2 separate regions of the Homo sapiens genome follow, and region 2 is linked to region 1. A link is a loop called in an ENCODE intact Hi-C map of the cell type or tissue named here. Cell type or tissue: endothelial cell of umbilical vein. All regions are shown on one strand. Links, peaks and the distances in the headings refer to the core of each region. The heading gives the core; the rest is flanking DNA. Region 1 has its middle 4.5 kb from the start of CSNK1A1L. Region 2 overlaps LINC02334 (long intergenic non-protein coding RNA 2334).

What was found. Hi-C counts contacts between places; a loop is a spot of excess contacts. Peaks named below come from ENCODE experiments on the same cell type or tissue, not always from the same donor. Only the 100,000 strongest peaks of a DNase experiment are listed, where the experiment ranks them.
Region 2: it touches region 1 in a loop (5-fold over the local background); 3 of 110 quality-filtered maps call a loop at or near these places.

Annotation. Positions count from the first base shown.
Region 1 is chr13:37,106,001-37,114,340 of GRCh38, reverse strand. No RefSeq gene overlaps it. Among named protein-coding and RNA genes, the nearest start is that of CSNK1A1L, 4.5 kb to the right of the region's middle. In endothelial cell of umbilical vein, for the core only: a CTCF peak has its summit at 5,071 (motif pointing left); a DNase peak (open chromatin) is centred at 5,060; H3K27me3 peaks cover 175 bases.
Region 2 is chr13:38,041,825-38,050,164 of GRCh38, reverse strand. The region is part of intron 3 of LINC02334 (long intergenic non-protein coding RNA 2334); the gene reads right to left. Among named protein-coding and RNA genes, the nearest start is that of LINC00571, 97 kb to the left of the region's middle. In endothelial cell of umbilical vein, for the core only: a CTCF peak has its summit at 4,188 (motif pointing right); no DNase peak of the experiment used is centred there.

The sequences.
Region 1 (8,340 bases), core at 168-8,167:
TAAAACGTTAGCAGGTAGACTCTATTCTAGCAACCACCAAACCAGACAAAGGAAAGACTAGCCCTTCAGGTTACCGGAACTTGAGATTTTGTGGTAGAAAAACTTAAACAAAAACCAGACAAGTGCCCTGCTATCATCTTCAGAGTTACATTAGATTCTCAGAATGGGTGGAAGACAGAACTATACTCTGAAGAGAGACAAAAGCATCTTCCCCTGGCTCCCAATTATGTCCTTCAACACAATAGTATAATCCAAATTAACCTTACAAGAGCAACAAGAATCCAGAAGTCTTCATGGACTCTAACCAGACCATATTAGCCCTTCCATTAAAGACTATTTCATACTTGATTTTATGGAACCCCCTTGGAGGATCCTAGAAGGGAAGAGACTTTGTAGTTATGAAATCCAAGTGTACTTTGTTACCACTTTTCTTCTTTCAGGTAACAATGAGGGTTTAGTGTGCACCAGACCAAGTCAAGGGCTTTGTGTGCATTATTTCAATGAATCCTAGCTACAGTTTTGAGATTGCTAGTAATATGTCCTTTATGCAAATAAAAAAAGTGAAGCGCACTTTTCCTAGGACCGCTTGGCTTGTAAGTGGCAGAGCTAGTGTTTGGCTTTCTCTAGCATCTGAGCTCTTAACAGCTCCACACTGCCTTTTCTAAGTCCTTCAAAATGAAAAACATTTAGTCATCTAAATTTTCCACAAAATGTAGCACAAAATTGTAGATTGTGCTATGCAATCTGCAGATTATGTTAAAACTGAGTAAAATCCACCTAGTTCAGCAGCAAGAACTCTAGCTGAACAGAAAACAGGATCTTTACAACTCCACTGTGTATATGGCAACCTGGGCTATAGTGTAGACAGGGGATATTGTCAGGAATCCTACTCTGACCAGTGGGCTTGCCCACTCCAGATTTAAGGAGTCAAAGGAAATAGCTCTCATTTACATGATTTTGAGTTTTCTTGAAAAGCAAAAGACAATTAGTATTTTAAAGGGCCACAAATTACAGGAATAACCAAAATGCAGTTTCTAGCATTCTAGAGGCCAAAGAAAAGCAGAAAAATAGAGTAGTTTCTCTCAGGAGCCAGAGTTATTGGAAATACATTTGACAACAAGAATTTAAAGACTATTACAGAAACATATGGCATAAAACATCATATCCCATTCAAGGGATCTAAGGTTTCAAATAAAGAAGTTAAATCCTCTCTATAACACAAAATATTTCTGTAGGTGGCCTAAAAGAACAAAATATGATCATATTACTATTTCCTTCCAGTCCTGCAAACTACCATAGCTCTGTTGAATACTACTATGCCAAGTAATTGTGGACAAGATTCGGAGAACTGGTTCTCAGTTTCTCCACAAGTCACTGAAAACCATGACATGATTATTAGAAATCCAGGAAAGAACAATACTGATGCTTATAAAAGAGAAAATGTAATGAATAAAAGACCAAGCCAGATTATTAAGGCAGTGAAACTACTGTTTATGGTATTTTAATGGTAAGTACACATCACTGTACATTTGTCCAAACTCACAGAATGTATGACAAACACCAAGAGTGAACCCTAATGTAAACCATGGACTTTGAGTGATAATGAGGTATGAATGGTTCATCAATTGTAATAAACGTACCACTCTGGTGCCAAATGTTGATGGTGAGGGTGGCTATGCATGGCTGGCAGGGGGTAGGGAGGATATGGGAACTCTGTATTGTCTGCTTAATTTTGCTGTGAACCTAAAACTTCTCAGAAAAAAAAAAAAAAGTCTTTAAAAGAAGATGACTAGCCCGGGGTCACATGACAGAGGCTGGGAGACCCGTAGAGGTCCATAGGCAGCATCTTAAAGAAACAGAGGATGAGTAAACCAAATTCCACAGCTCTACCCTGCTACGTTCCAGTCATTTGCTCCATTATGCCAAATAGCCACAGAATATTTACAACCCTCTCCTCCTTGTACTCTTCATGTTGTTTGCACAGAGTTGTCTACTTTTAAAAACGTATTGTATCTATTTTATTCAATTTACTTATTTTTTAATTAATTTATTTTTGTAGAGATAGGGTCTCACTCTATTGCCCAGACTGGAGTGCACTGGTGCCATCATAGCTTACTGCAGTCTCAAACTCAAGCTCAAGTGATCCTCCTGCCTCAGCCTCTCAAAGTGTTAGGATTACAGGCATGAGCCACAGGGTCTGGCCTTAGTGTGCCTATTTTAAAAGGAAATACTCACAAAGTAATGAGTTAGTAAAATCCATTATTGAACATTTTAGTTGCAAAATTAACAGTTACTGATGCTCACTGTACAAAAAATTGGTCTATAATATTTCCTTTTTGCAGCAAAGTTTAGCATAGATAGCAGTAATTTTAGCACTTATAAAAAGTATTCAAAGCTGTGTGAAGGGTACATGAAGGATCATTACATTATTATCTACTTCTGTACCTGTTTGAAATTCTCTTTGATATGAAGGTTTTCTTTTAAAAAAACTGAAATATAAAACCTGCTTAATGTACCAATAACTCTACATAAGGTAATTTAATTGCTATCAGATTATGTTATTATAGTCATAGAAAAATATTCTGTATTCTATAGCACCATCATCTGAAAACATAGCATAGTATTTAAGGATCTGAGTTCAGGAATCAGACTGCCAAGGTGCATTCCACATACTTCACTTCTTAGCTGTTATAACCTTGGAAAAGTTATTTTGCTTAAGCTCCAATTTCCGCACCCAGAAAGGGAATAACATCACCATAAAGCCAGTATGAGAATTAAATGACATAAAATGTGTGTAAAGTCACAGCACAATGTCTGCCTTATAATAGGTGTTCAATAAATGTAAGCTACTATTAATATTGCAAGGTTCTCATAGATATTATTCCTCTAAAATTAAAAAAAGTAGTAAAGCCAATAAAGAGCTCTAATCTATAGATGGGGAATGAGCTCAGAGAGTCACAATTCAGAAATTAAAAAACATTTCCCCATTCTAGTGTATTCCTAAATTATTCCTAATTATTATGAAGGAATATATGTATTCCTTCATATTAGAATATATTCCAATAAATTAGAATATATTCCAATAAATTAGAATTTAAAATTTATGAAGAATTTACAAAAATAAAAGAAACTGTAAAATCCTTGCATAGTCTTTTAATACCAGTTAAATAATCCAAAGAAAGTTTTGCCATTGACTCACTCAATCAGTTGTCAAGTTGACTTTGGCTATTACTTCTCACCAGGCCTTCTGGTGGCACCTCCTCTGTGGCCTGTCTCACACTTAGCCAAAGATATGTGGCTTATTTGGATTCTCTCATAGTCTCCCCTGCATAGATACATGGAGAACTTAGCAAGGCCCTCCAAGGCTATCATTTCTCAGATCTCCCTGTTAACTTCCAGGCTTGTCTACGAGTCCATTGTTTGCCGCAACCAAGACTGTAACTTCAGACTACCTGAACAGCTAGTCTTTTCCTTTCATTTGCCACAAAGATCACTATTTCTACTGACAACACCACTGGGTGTGAAGTTTTTCCACACTGTGCGCCAAACCGAATGATCCCCCTTTGGCAGGGAAGCTGCTGGTTTTCATATTCAGCAGTGCTCTCATAAACTTCTCAACAGATCCACCTTGGGAATGGGGTACAGAAGACATGGATAGGAGAAGCCCCAGATAAGAATACCATAGACTCCCACTGCTCCTACTAACTTACATTCAGCATTTTTTTGTGAATAATTGCTTCTCAATTTGTTGTATGCCTTTGGTGAATTTCAAGAGCCCTGAAATGGTTGTTTTTCACAATATTGTCCAGTTTTGTTATTGTATAATATTTTATTAGAAAAAAATTAAAACATGCAATGTTTTACCACAAAGGTAAATAGTAAGACATGTTCTAAATTGTCTAACTGGTAGCCATTATTATTAGTATTTTGTTTTATAGACAACAATTATATGCAAAATAAAATGTTCATCCAATCTCAATGCAATATTGGCCCTTGTCTAGACACTGTTTTTATGAGGAGTTACATTATCTAATATTTAAATTATTCAAGTTCCTTAAAATGTAAGGATTCCAAAAGCTGGTACTAAACAATAATTCATTATTTAGAAACTCCTTTATCTCAAAAATATGTCTTTTCTGACAGATCATTAGGACTACTGTTTTTAAAAAAACAGGATGCTAGACATGTACTGTTAGAGTGTATGATGATTGGATAAAATTAAATATCTCTGTGAACATAATTATAAGGAACCAGGTTGAGACTTGAAAAATAAATATATTTGACTGCAGAACCCAGAGTTATAAAAAATATTTGTACTCTGCTGGAGATGCTCTCTCTTAGACAAAATTGTCAAAAAGGAACTTCACTGGGATTAAGTGCAAGCCTGTGTATGCACATTCAGGATGCACTAAACTGTAGTTCAGCCAATCCTTTTATTTTCCAATCCATTGTTCACCCTAATCACAGTCAAACTAATCACAAGATGAATCCATAAAATAATTAAAACAACCTAAATTAATGAATCATTTATACTTAGTCTCATTCATTTTGAACATCTGACATAATTACAACTTACAGCTTTTTCTTTGTATTAGAGTAGATAGCTGTTAGAACTTAAGCAAAATTCACTGAAAGGAACTGGAAGATGCAATAAGTGTGATGTCATGAACTGTTTTCATGTAATTTTTCTGATCTTTGAATAAAGTAACATAATTAATGAATGTGTTCACATAATGATCTGCCAACAATTTGAATGGTCTTAATAAGGTGACAACCTGCAAGAAAAAGTAAAAGAGGTTACACAACTCCTCACTGCTCTGGAAGGAAGTCCAGAAAGGTGCCAGAATTGCAATAACTTCATGGGAACCAAACAAAATAAGTAATGATTTTTAAGGCTGAAATTGAACCCTACATTCTCAATATAGTAAAATTGGTATTTAAGTGTTTTCTTTTTTTCAGATAAACATATTGCAAGTTTCAAAATGAGTGAACAGAAAGATGCAGAGCCATGGAGAAAATATTCTTTCATGAAGAAAGAAAAATCCAGCACATTACAATGACGCCCTCTGCTGTGATTTTTGATACTACACCAAATAACCTCATTTCCAATAGTGTCTCACTGTCTTTGCAGTGCCAATACTTCCAAAAAGCTTTGAGGAAAAAATGACTTAAATCCTTCTATAAAGTTAGTCATCTCCAGGATCTTTTAAAATTGAAGTGATTGATTCTGGGTAATGTTATTCTGAACATAGTGTTTGAGCCACATAAATGTCAGTAAATCCCTTAGTGACAGCATTATTTATTTAAGAACATATTTTGATTTATTTTGTATTCTATTTAAATAGTTCCAAAAGGAGATTATATTCATGCCAAATGGTTTCTGTAATGACAACTGCCGACCCAATTTGATAGCCAAAAATTTTTTTTTTTAACTAAGAAATTTTTGTGTCTCAAATGACCATTCTACTAAAGTGTCTCCATTTCCTGGGAAAAGATACCAAGAAGCCCAGAAAATTAACCCCAAAATTCATATGAGACTAAAACCAATGCCATTTGAGTATCATTTCTTAATTGCCAAAAGCAGACACGGACTTACAGGGAAGTGAATAAAGCCTCCTTTGCAAGGTCCCTTCTAAGTGTTAGGAGTGGACAGGAGTTGTGAAGTATTTCAGGTGGGGAGGAGAAGTCAGATTGCAATGTGGAAGCATTTCTATGTAAGAATTTCTGGTCAATTGCATCAAGATAGCTTAGGGGATAAAAAAAAAGACTTGACCCTCTAACACTCAGGTAAATTGCAATGATTTCTTTTCCTAAGTTAAATATTTCATGCCTGTTTGTTGTTGTTCTTGTTGTTGTTGTTGTTGTTGTTTTCTTAAAGAGGGCCACAAAAAAAATTGTATAAAGTTCAGGACTGACAAAACCCGAATTGGCTGTTAAACAGTACAATACTACCCAGTACAATCCTGCCCAGAATACGTTATTTTACTTTTACTGGGGTCATCTTATATTAATAGAAATTATTTTAGAGGCAATTTTGAAATCAAGGCTAAATCATAGCTTTAAAATGCATTGGTAAAATACTTTATACAATTAAAGAAAAGAAACAGAACTAATATATTCCCAACAGTGAAGCCACCCAGCGTTCAGGAGCCTCTGGCTGTTGATGTCTATGTAGGGGTTAAAAGTACTGGCTTTGGAGGCAGGCTATCCTGGATTTCCATTCTGAATCCATCATTACCTACCTATGCCACCTTTGGTGAGTCACTCATGCCTGCAAATAGGAGGCATTCAATAACTATTTGTTGAATGAATGAATAAATAAAGAATGCATCAACCCCACACACTGTCCACAAAACTTTATGAAATACAGTAGTTCAATTTACTTCCATTTTAAAAACTATTTGTTGCACATCTTTTATGGAAAAATTTTGGACAAAAGGGTAGGAGGGGATGCAAGAGTTTAAGCAAAGTGTTGTTTGGGTTTAAAAAGAGTATTTATATTTGGTTGAGGAGATTGGAAAAGGTTTCATGGAGCAAACAGCATTTAAGGAAGAGCCCTGAGATTATTAGGATTAGACCTGGGCGATGGGAAAGATAAAGCAGGCTGGAAGCATTTCAGGCTGAGGAAACAACACCATAAGCCAAGACCCAAAGATGAAAAAATGCAGGGAGTATGTGTTCGGGGAAAAATCCGCAGTCCCACCGGCTTGTGGTAAGAGAATTCATGGGAGACTGGATTGGAAGCTATTCAGGGTCATATCATCACTTCAGTTACTGATCCTCCCCATTCTGGAGATGCTCACAACTTCCCTGTAAGTGAAGGTTCACCCAACCACCATTATAAGTTACACTTGACCTTCTTTATAGACAGTGCCTTTATTTAACTGGTACAAAAAAGTATGGGACTTAGTAAACAATAAATAAACTATAATTAAACTATTCTAGTTCCAGAATTGAAAGGGGATTTTTTGATTCAAGCTTTTGTCCATGTATGGGTTATCTGTAACTTTTTTGAATAGTGACTTCTCTCACATAGAGATTATTTGAATTTCAAGGTTCGTGTTGAAGCCATTGACTGGAAGACTGAACGGGAAGGAAGCATAATGGGCAGTGGGTTAACAACATAAATTTTATTCTTGGTTATTAGAAAGGAAATTGTTCTCCAGGCAAATTTCAACAAAGTTGGATGAGTAAATGAAAGAAATGCCATTCTAGTTGGTACGGTATAAAAAGTAACTACCTTGGGTCAGAATTCAGTTTCAAATTGGCCTCTGACACTTGTCTGTAGTGTGGTCTTGGGCAATTCATCTAACCTCTCTATGCCTTGATTTCCACTTGTATAAAATGAGAAGTACAATCATAATAATAAAATATGCCAGCAGTATACTGTATTACTATCCACCTGAGGTAGGAGTATGTATTTTCACCCCACTGTCTTTGGACCTGGCCATGTGATGTGTTTTGCCCAGTGGAATGTAACATTTGCCACTCCTTTTATTATGAGAACAGCATGCTCCTAAGGAGGCTGCTCTTTCAGCCTGCATTCTAGAACAAAGAGGACACAGGAAGCAGAGATGCAGCTGATCTACAGCTTACATAAAACCTGAATGATAAATAAACTTTGTCATTGTAAGCCACTGAGATTTGCGAGTTGTTCCTGCTGCAAAGCCAAGTAATATACTGCGCTACCCACCTCACATATTTGTCTGAAGTGGACTTTAAAAATGTTTTAAAGCACTTTATAATGTTCTATGCCCGTCTATGTCTCAAACCAGCTCCTTCTCTCGCCATAGATTGATGCAGGTCAGAAAAGTTAACAGCACTAACTTATGTGAGACAGTAAAGTGAGAATACCTGCTTTCAAAGCTGCACCTCTCTCTCCTGCCTTTCTGCCATTGGCCCCCAAATTCGTTGCTACTGCCCCGTTAGGATTATACTCAGTTCCTATCCCATCTCCTCATAAAACAAAATAATCGCACGGGTTTTGTTATTTGTGATGTGAACTTTCATAAAAATATTGAAATGGTACCGCTTTTTCTGCTAGTGCTGGCCCCAGTTCTTCTGAGAAAATGCTCAGAACTGCCGGCTTCTGTTTCTTCTCCATATTTTGGTTAAATTTTACTTGAATCCTTCATTTAGTCAGTTTTGCCAGAACGTCTCTGTGGAATCCTATTTAAATTCAAAGCACTCTATGAAAAAATTTCAAAAGGATCGCTTTAAAAAAAAAAAAAAAGACATTTCAATTTAACTAGCAGTAAGTAACTCTTGTTGACTAAACTCATTAAAGAAGCAACCACTGAGATCACACAGAAAAACCTCAAGAGGTGGCACCCCGACTCG
Region 2 (8,340 bases), core at 45-8,044, 940 kb before region 1:
GATGTTTGGTTACTGTAGCCTTGTAGTATAGTTTAAAGTTGGGTAACAGGATGCTTCTAGCATTTTTCTTTTTGCTTACTATTGCCTGCTATTTGGGATCTTTTTTGGTTCTACATGAATTTTAAAATAGTTTTTTTTTTCTAGTTCTGTGAAAAATGTCATTAGTAGTTTGATAGGAAAAGCATTGAGTCTGTAAATTGCTCTGGACATTATGGCCATTTTAACAATATTGATGCTTCTTATCCATAAGCATGGGGGGATTTTCCATTTGTTTGCATCATCTCTGATTTATTTGAGCAGTGTTTTGTAATTCTCATTGTAAACACGTTTCACCTCCCTGCGTAGCTATATTCCTGGGTATTTTATTGTTTTTATGGCCATTGTGAATGCGATTGTGTTCTTGATTTGGCTCTCAGCTTGGATATTGTTGCTATATAGGAATGCTACTTTTTGAACACTAATTTTGAATTCTGAAACATTGCTGAAATTGTTTATCAAATCAAGGAGGTTTTGGGTAGGGACTATTTGGTTTTCTAGGTATAGAATCATATCGTCTGCAAAAGGGGATTATTTGACTTTCTATTATCCCATTTGGATGCTTTTTTTTCTTTTCTTTTGGCCAATTATTCTGCTTAGGACTTCCAGTAGTATGTTTAATAAAAATAATAAGAGAGGGCATTCTTGTCTTGTTTTAGTTTTCAAGCGGAATGCTTCCAGCTTTTGCCCATTCTGGATGATGTTGGCTGTGAATTTTTCATAAATGGCTCTTATTATTTGAGTATGTGCCTTTGATGCTTACTTTGTTGAGAGTTTTTAACATGAAGGGACATTGAATTTTATCAAAAGCCCTTTCTGCATCTATTGAGATGATCATGTGATTTTTGTTTCTAGTTTTGTTTATATAATGAATTACATTGATTGATTTGCCTCTATGGAACCAATTCTTGCCTCCCAAGAATAAAGCTTAAGAGATTGTGGTCATTTAGCTTTTCAATGTGCTGCTGAATTCAGTTTGCTAATATTTTGTTGAGGATTTTTACATCTTTGTTCATCAGGAATATTGGCTTGTAGTTTTCTTTATTGTTGTTTGTCTGCCAAGTTTTGGTATCAGAAGGATGCTGGGCTCATAGAATGAATTAGAGAGGAATTCTTCCTCCTAAATGTTTTGGAATATTCACAGTAGGGATTATACCAGGTCTTCTTAATATGTCTGGTAGAATTCATCTGTGAATCCATCTGGTCCTGGGATTTTTCTGGTTGGTAGGCTTTTTATTACTGATTAAATTTCAGAACTCATTATTGGTCTGTTCAGGGTTTTAATTTCTTCTTGGTGCAATATTGGGAGGTTGTATGTTTTCAGGAATTTATCAGTTTCTTCTAGGTTTTCTATGTCGTGTGCATTTAGGTGTTCACAGTAGTTTCTAGGGGCTTTTTGTATTTTTGTAGGGTTAGTGGTAGTGTTCACCTTTGTCATTTCTGATTTTGTTTATTTGGATCTTCCCCCTTTTTTCTTTATTATTCTGACTAGGGGTCTATCTATCTAATCTATTCCTTCAAAGGATCAATTCTTATATTTGTTGAACTTTTGTACAGTTTTCTGCTTCTCAATATCCTTCCATTCAGCTTTGATTTTTGTTAATCCTTGTCTTCTGCTAGCTTTGAGGTTGCTTGCTCTGATTTCTCTAGTTCTTCTAAGTGTGCTGTGAGATTATTAATTGGAGGTCTTTCTAACTTTTTGATGTGGCATTTAGCAGTATAAACACCCCTCTTAATGCTGTTTTTACTGTGTCTCAGAGATTCTGGTATGTTGTATCTTTATTCTTCTTAACTTCAAAAAATTTCTTGATTTCTGCTTTGACTTTATTGTTTATACAAAGGTCATTCAAAAGCAGGGCTTTTAAAAATTTCCATGTAATTTTATGGTTTTGAGGGTTTTTTAAGTAATAATTTCTATTTTTATTGTGCTGTGGTTTGAGAGTGTGATTTGTATGATTTTGTTTTTGTTTGTTTGTTTTTGATTTCCTGAGGATTATTTTATGGCTAATTGTGTTTTCTCTTTTGCAGTGTGTGCTCTGTGCAGATGAGTAGAATATATATTCTGGTGTTGTTTGGTGGAGAGTTCTACAGATGTGTATTGAGTCCATTTGGTCAATGTTGAGTTTGAATCCTGGATATTTTTGTGAGTTTTCTGCCTCAGTGATCTGTGTAATATACTGTCTGTGGGGTGTTGAAGTCTACTACTATTATTGTCCAGTTATCTACATCTCTTCATAGGTCTCTAAGAACTTGCTTTATGAATCTGGATTCTCCTGTGTTGGATGCATATATATTTACAATAGTAACATCTTTCTGTTGTATTGAACCCTTTACTATTCTGTAATGTCTTCCTTTGTCTTTCTTGATCATTGTTGGTTTAAAGTCTGTTTTGACTGAAATTCGACTGTCAACCCCAGCTATTTTCTGTTTTCCATTGGCTTGGTAGATTTTTCTTCATCCCTTTACTTTAAGCCTATGGATCCATGTGAGATATGTCTGTTGAAGACAGCATACAGTTGGATCATGCTTTTTTTTTTTTTTTTTTTTTTTTTTTTTAGGCTGAAGCGCAGTGGCATGATCTCAGCTCACTGCAACCTCTGCCTCCTGGGTTCAACTGATCCGCCCGCCTCAGCCTCCCTAGTACCTGGGACTATAGATGAGCACCACCATGTCCAGGGCTAATTTTTGTATTTTAATAGAGATGGGGTTTCACCATGTTGGCCAGACTGGTCTTGAATTCTTGATTCACCTGTGTCAGCTTCCCAAAGTGCTGAGATTACAGGCATGAGTCACCTGCCTGGCCAGGGTCTTGCTCTTTATCCAACTTGCCACTCTGTGACTTTTCATTGGGGCACTTAGCCCCTTCACTTTCAAGGTTAATATTGGTATTTGCTGATTTGATCCTGTCATTGTGCTGTTAGCTGGTTATTATGCAGCTTTATTTGTGTGGTTGCTTTACAGTGTCAATGGTCTACGTTTTTAGTGTGCTTTTGCAGTGGTCAGTAACAGTCTTTCTGTTCTATATTTGGCACTTGCTTCAGGATCTCTTATAGAGCATGTCTGGTGGTACTGAATTCCCTTAGCATTTGCTTGTCTGAATAGGATCTTATTTCTCCTTCGCTAATGAAACTAAGTTTGGCTAGATATGAGATTCTTGGTTGAAATTTCTTTTCCTTAATAATGCTGAATACACACTCCTAATCTCTTCTGGCTTGTGGGATTTCTGCTGAATGATCTGCTGTTAGCCTAATGAGGTTTCCTTTGTAGGTGATCTGCCTCTTCTCTCTAGCTTCCTTTAACATTTTTTCTTTTGTTTTGGCCTTGAAGAATCTGACGACCATGTGGCTCGTGGATGGTCTTCTTATATAGAATCTCACAGGGATTTTCTGCATTTCCTGATTTTGAATGTTGTTCTCCATAGCGATGTTGGGGAAGTCTTCATAGATGATATCCTGAAATATGTTTTCCAAGTTGCTTGCTTTCTCCTCCTCTCTTTCAAGGATGCCAGTGAGTCATAGATTTGGTCTCTACATAATCCCATATTTCTCGGAGGTTTTGTTCATTCTTCTTTATTCTTATTTTTGTCTGACTGAGTTCAGAGATGTTGCCTGTGAGCTCTGAGATTCTTTCTTCAGCTTGGTCTATTCTGCTGTTAATACTTGCAATTACATTAAGGAATTCTTTAGTGTGTTTTTTAGCTCTATCAGATCAGTTTGGTTCTTTCTTATAATGGCCATTTTGTCTTTCAACTCCTGTATTGTTTTATTGTAATTGTTAGATTCCTTGGATTGGGTTTTGACTTTCTCCTGAATCTTGATGACCTTTATTCCTATCCATATTTTGAATTCTCTCTCTGTCATTTCCACCCTTTCTGCCTGGTTAAGAACCCTTCCTTGGGAACTAGTACAGTTATTTGGAGGAAAGAAAACACTGTAGTTTAGTTGTTAGAGCTCTTGCACCAGTTTTTTCTCATCTGTGTGGGCTGATGCTCCTTTAACTGTGGTGTAATTGAGTGCAGACTCCTTTTTTGAATGTTTTTTGAGGGCCGAGGTTTTGTGCAGGGTCTTTGTTGTTGAAATCTTGTCGTTGTTTTCACAGAGGGGGGTATATTAGCAAGCATTTTTGGAGTTGGAGTTTGGGCTATGATCCAGTAGATGGCACTGAAGTGTAATGGCCAGTAGGTGGGCTCTTGCTCCACCACGTGGCTCCTCTGTATTTCTTCATGATTGCAGCCATGCTCCCTCTCAGTGCTCTGAAAGTGTGGGCTCCCTTTCCCACTCCAGTGCTGGCTTAAGGTCTGGCCTTGGCACTCCTGGGCTGCACACTGCTGCTAGGGGCGAGCTAAGGCTTTATTTTCCCTCCCCAGCTTGAAGGCAACAGGGGAAGGGACCTTGGCAGTTGCTGTGGCAGAGGGCCTTTCACTTGTCTCTTGGGGCTCCACCCTAGAGAAATGCAGAGCCACTACTAATTGGAGAGATGGGCTTGGGATTGGGGCAGCTACATTGTGAACCCATGCCTGGAGGCCCTGCCTGGTGATGCGCAAGGGTGGCAGGGGTCTCACAGAGGAGACAGACTGGCCTCCTCTCCTTAGGGCAGCTGTCACTTCCTGGACATGTGGGTTAAGCACTCAAGGTCTCTGCCCCTTCCCCAGTCCAAGGGCAGCAAGGCAGTACCGCTGCAGTGGCAGTGGGAGAGGTGCTTTCCGTTGTCCCTGGGAGCCCTACTTCAGAGAAACGCAAGCCATTGCTACTGAGAATGTTCAGCCAGTGGGTGGGGTGGCTACGCTGCTAGCCCAAGCTGGAGGCTTCACTTGATGAAAAGTAGGAGGTCAAGGGCTCACCAGGAGGAACAACTGGGCTCCTCTCCATATCATGACTGTGTTGTGCTAGGAGTGTGAGTGAAGACCTCAGGCTGTTTGTTCTTTCCCCAGTCTGAGTGCAGTAAGGGCAGAACTGCTGCCATGACAGTGACAGAGGGGATGTCAATTGCTTCTGGGAGGCCCACCTCAGGAAAATATAGAGCCAATAGCAGTGGGAATTCTCATCCGGGGGTAGGACAGCTGCTCTGCTGTCCCCAACTAGGGGCCTTGCCTGGTGAACAGTGGTGAGTGGGGGCTTACGGGGAAGAGAGACTGGGCTCTTCTCCATATGGTGGCGATGGTGTGCTGGAGGGGCCAGTGTAAGGACCAAGTCCTTCGTTCTTTCCCCAGCCTGAAGGTAGTAAGGGCCATACCACTGCAGCTGCAATAGCAGAAGGCTTATGGATTGTCTTTTGGATTTTTCTCCTCAGAGAAACACAGAGCCATCACTGACAAAGCGTTCATGTGGGGGCGGGTTGGTTGTGCTGGGGGCCAAGGTCAAGAGGTGCTGCCCAGTGAAGAGTAGCAGGGGTGAGGACCCATGTGGAAAAGAGTCTGGCTGCTTTTCTGCAAGTCTGTACACTGTGCTGGGGGTCTATGTTAGTCCCCAATCACTGTGCTCACTCCCAAGACTGAGGGCAACAGGAGTGAGGGCTGTGGAGCAGCAAAAACAGCAGCCTGCCCATCCCCTCCAGGAGTTCCATGCCAGGGAAGTACAGATCTGTTCCTCAAGAGCCCAGGTGGGACTTTTGTGACCATGCTAGGATCCCAGGCCAGTCTGGCAACGGGCTGTGTAGAAGAGCCCCACAGTCCACCCACTGCTTAGCCCCATGGATTGTGTTCCTATTCTGAGGACATGCAAGAGAGCCTGTCCTCCCCCATTGCCGCAGCTGCAGCCATTGGTACCAGGGTGCCTGGGGATGAAAAGCTCCAAGGATTTCATGAGTGCCTGAGTGGCAGTTCTGCCCACACTCCATGTAGCTGTCTATGTCAGTCCAGAGGCCCTGGTGGGGCACGGGTGTCATGGGGGATCGCCTGGGCCCAGGGTTGCAAAGGTCTGTGGCAGAAATGTGACTCCCTGGGGACTCTCACTTACTAACCATGGTGAGGGCCATCTCCCGGCTCTATGCCACTTCTGGGTGAATGATTGTCCTGTCTCATTCTTCTGTTTTCTGTGTATTGTTTCCTTGATGAATCCCAATGTGTCCACCTGGATGGTCCACTCACCACTCTTTCTTCTCTTTGTGAGAGCAGCACACACCAGCTGCTTCTAGTCAGTCACCTTGAAAGGAGCTCATCTTTATTTATTTTTTTATATGCCTACGGTGGAAGATGTGGAAGATACATTAAAGATTATCTGAATTGTACTATCTTCCCTCAAAGATTGTTAATTATTCTCTGGCAAGTCCTTAAATTCAGGCACATCTTTTATTTATTTATGTATTTATTTTTTTAGACAAGGTCTTGTTCTGTCACCCAGGCTGGAGTGCAGTGGTGTGATCACTGCTCACTGCAGTCTTGACCTCCCAGGCTCAATGGTCCTCCTGCCTCTCAGCCTCCTGAGTAGCTGAGGCTACAGGCTCACACACCACCCCACTAATTACTGTATTTTTTGCAGAGATGATGTTTTGCCATGTTGCCCACCCTGGTCTCGAACTCCTGGACTGAAATGATCTGCCCACCTCAGCCTCCCAAAGTGCTGGGATTGCAGGTGTGAGCCATTGCATCCAGCCAGGTGCATCTTAATTTTTTCAAGGGTTAGTTTCAGGCTTTTTAAAGGTACATTATTTCAGCTTTCCTCTTACACCTAGAAGAGACATGACCCTTACTCCTAGGAACTAGGTCTGACCCTTACTCCTAGGAACTAGGTCTTACCCTTACAATGTGTTTCTACTGGAATCTCTAGCTAAATCTCACTATTCATCAAATTGTCTCCACTACAGCTGGAACCAGTGTCATCTTCTATCTATCTTCCTAATACTGTGTAGCCTCTGTGATTTCTTCCATGATCTCCAGCTTCTAGCTGCTATTCTATGCTTGGCCTTCTAGAATCTCTTCTTATGTATACAAATCTCAGCAGTTGGCCAAAAACCCAAGAAAAATTTTGGGGACACTTTATGGCTCCTTCTTTGTGGAATCCTGCCTCTTGATTCAACCATGTCAACCCCGTTAAGCTCTAATCTCTGTCTCCCCTGCCTAGTGAAATTGACATTCATCTTGGGTTCTATGTAGCAGCTTAGTAATTGGTAAATGCTCTTGGGGGAAAGCTATGTGTGATCTTAACTTTCTGTGTTTCCTGCTTTCAAAGACCGTAATCCACATTGGTTGCCTTCCAATGCCTGCAGTCATTGTACATATTTTAGCTGTTATATCATTAAGGAAAATCTTATATCCAAGCCATTTACTTTAACTGACACTATTTAAAATCTTAATCTAATATGGTTTGAAAAAATATGGTGTTTGCATGTTCTCACTCATAAGTGGGAGTTGAACAATGAGAACACATGGACACAGGGTGGGGAACATCACACACCAGAGCCTGTCAGGGGGTCAGGGACTAGGGGAGGGAGAGCATTAGGAGAAATACCTAATGTAGATGATGGGTTGATGGGTGCAGCAAACCATCATGGCACGTGTATATGTATGTAACAAACCTGCATGTTCTGCACATGTATCCCAGAACTTAAAGTATAATGATATGTGTGTGTATGTGTATATATATATGTGTATATATATATGTGTATATATATGTGTGTGTATATATATATATGTGTGTGTGTGTGTGTGTGTATATATATATATATATATATATTCCTAGAAAAAAATGGTGATCAAGGGAAATGGATAAATACAAAAAATAAAAAAGCACACAATATGTAATGCTAATAAAACATTCTTTGGCATATGACTTGGGCTTTTAATATATTCAATCCAATCTCCAGTTTTTATATCTTGAGAATTATATGAGAGATTAAAATTCAGAACTATGGCTCTAAGGTCATATAAATCTTTAATAAAATTAAATAATATCTAGTAGATTATACTTATTAAACTATACATGCCTCTCACTAATACTGTATCAGAGAAAGACTTTAAAGTAAAATAGATTTTTAAAAAGTAACCATCTTTGTATTAGGCTACTGAGAACATGAATTGCTGTCTTTTTCTCCTCTAAGGCATGCATCCATCGACCCAGAATTTTTACTCTCATGACTCAGTACTATCAGACATTACCTTACAACACTCTGATGAAGAAATATAAAATGTGTTTCTATTTTGAAGGGAGAAAAGGAAACTCAAAGGAGCTAGTTTGCTTGTGTATAATATCATATCTAGTTAGTTAGTAATGAATAAAATACTATGTATGTTTTTAAATTTTCATTATAGCACTCTTTTTAATAGGCAAACTGCTTATATTTAGCAGATGTTTTGTGTCTGTGTCTGTG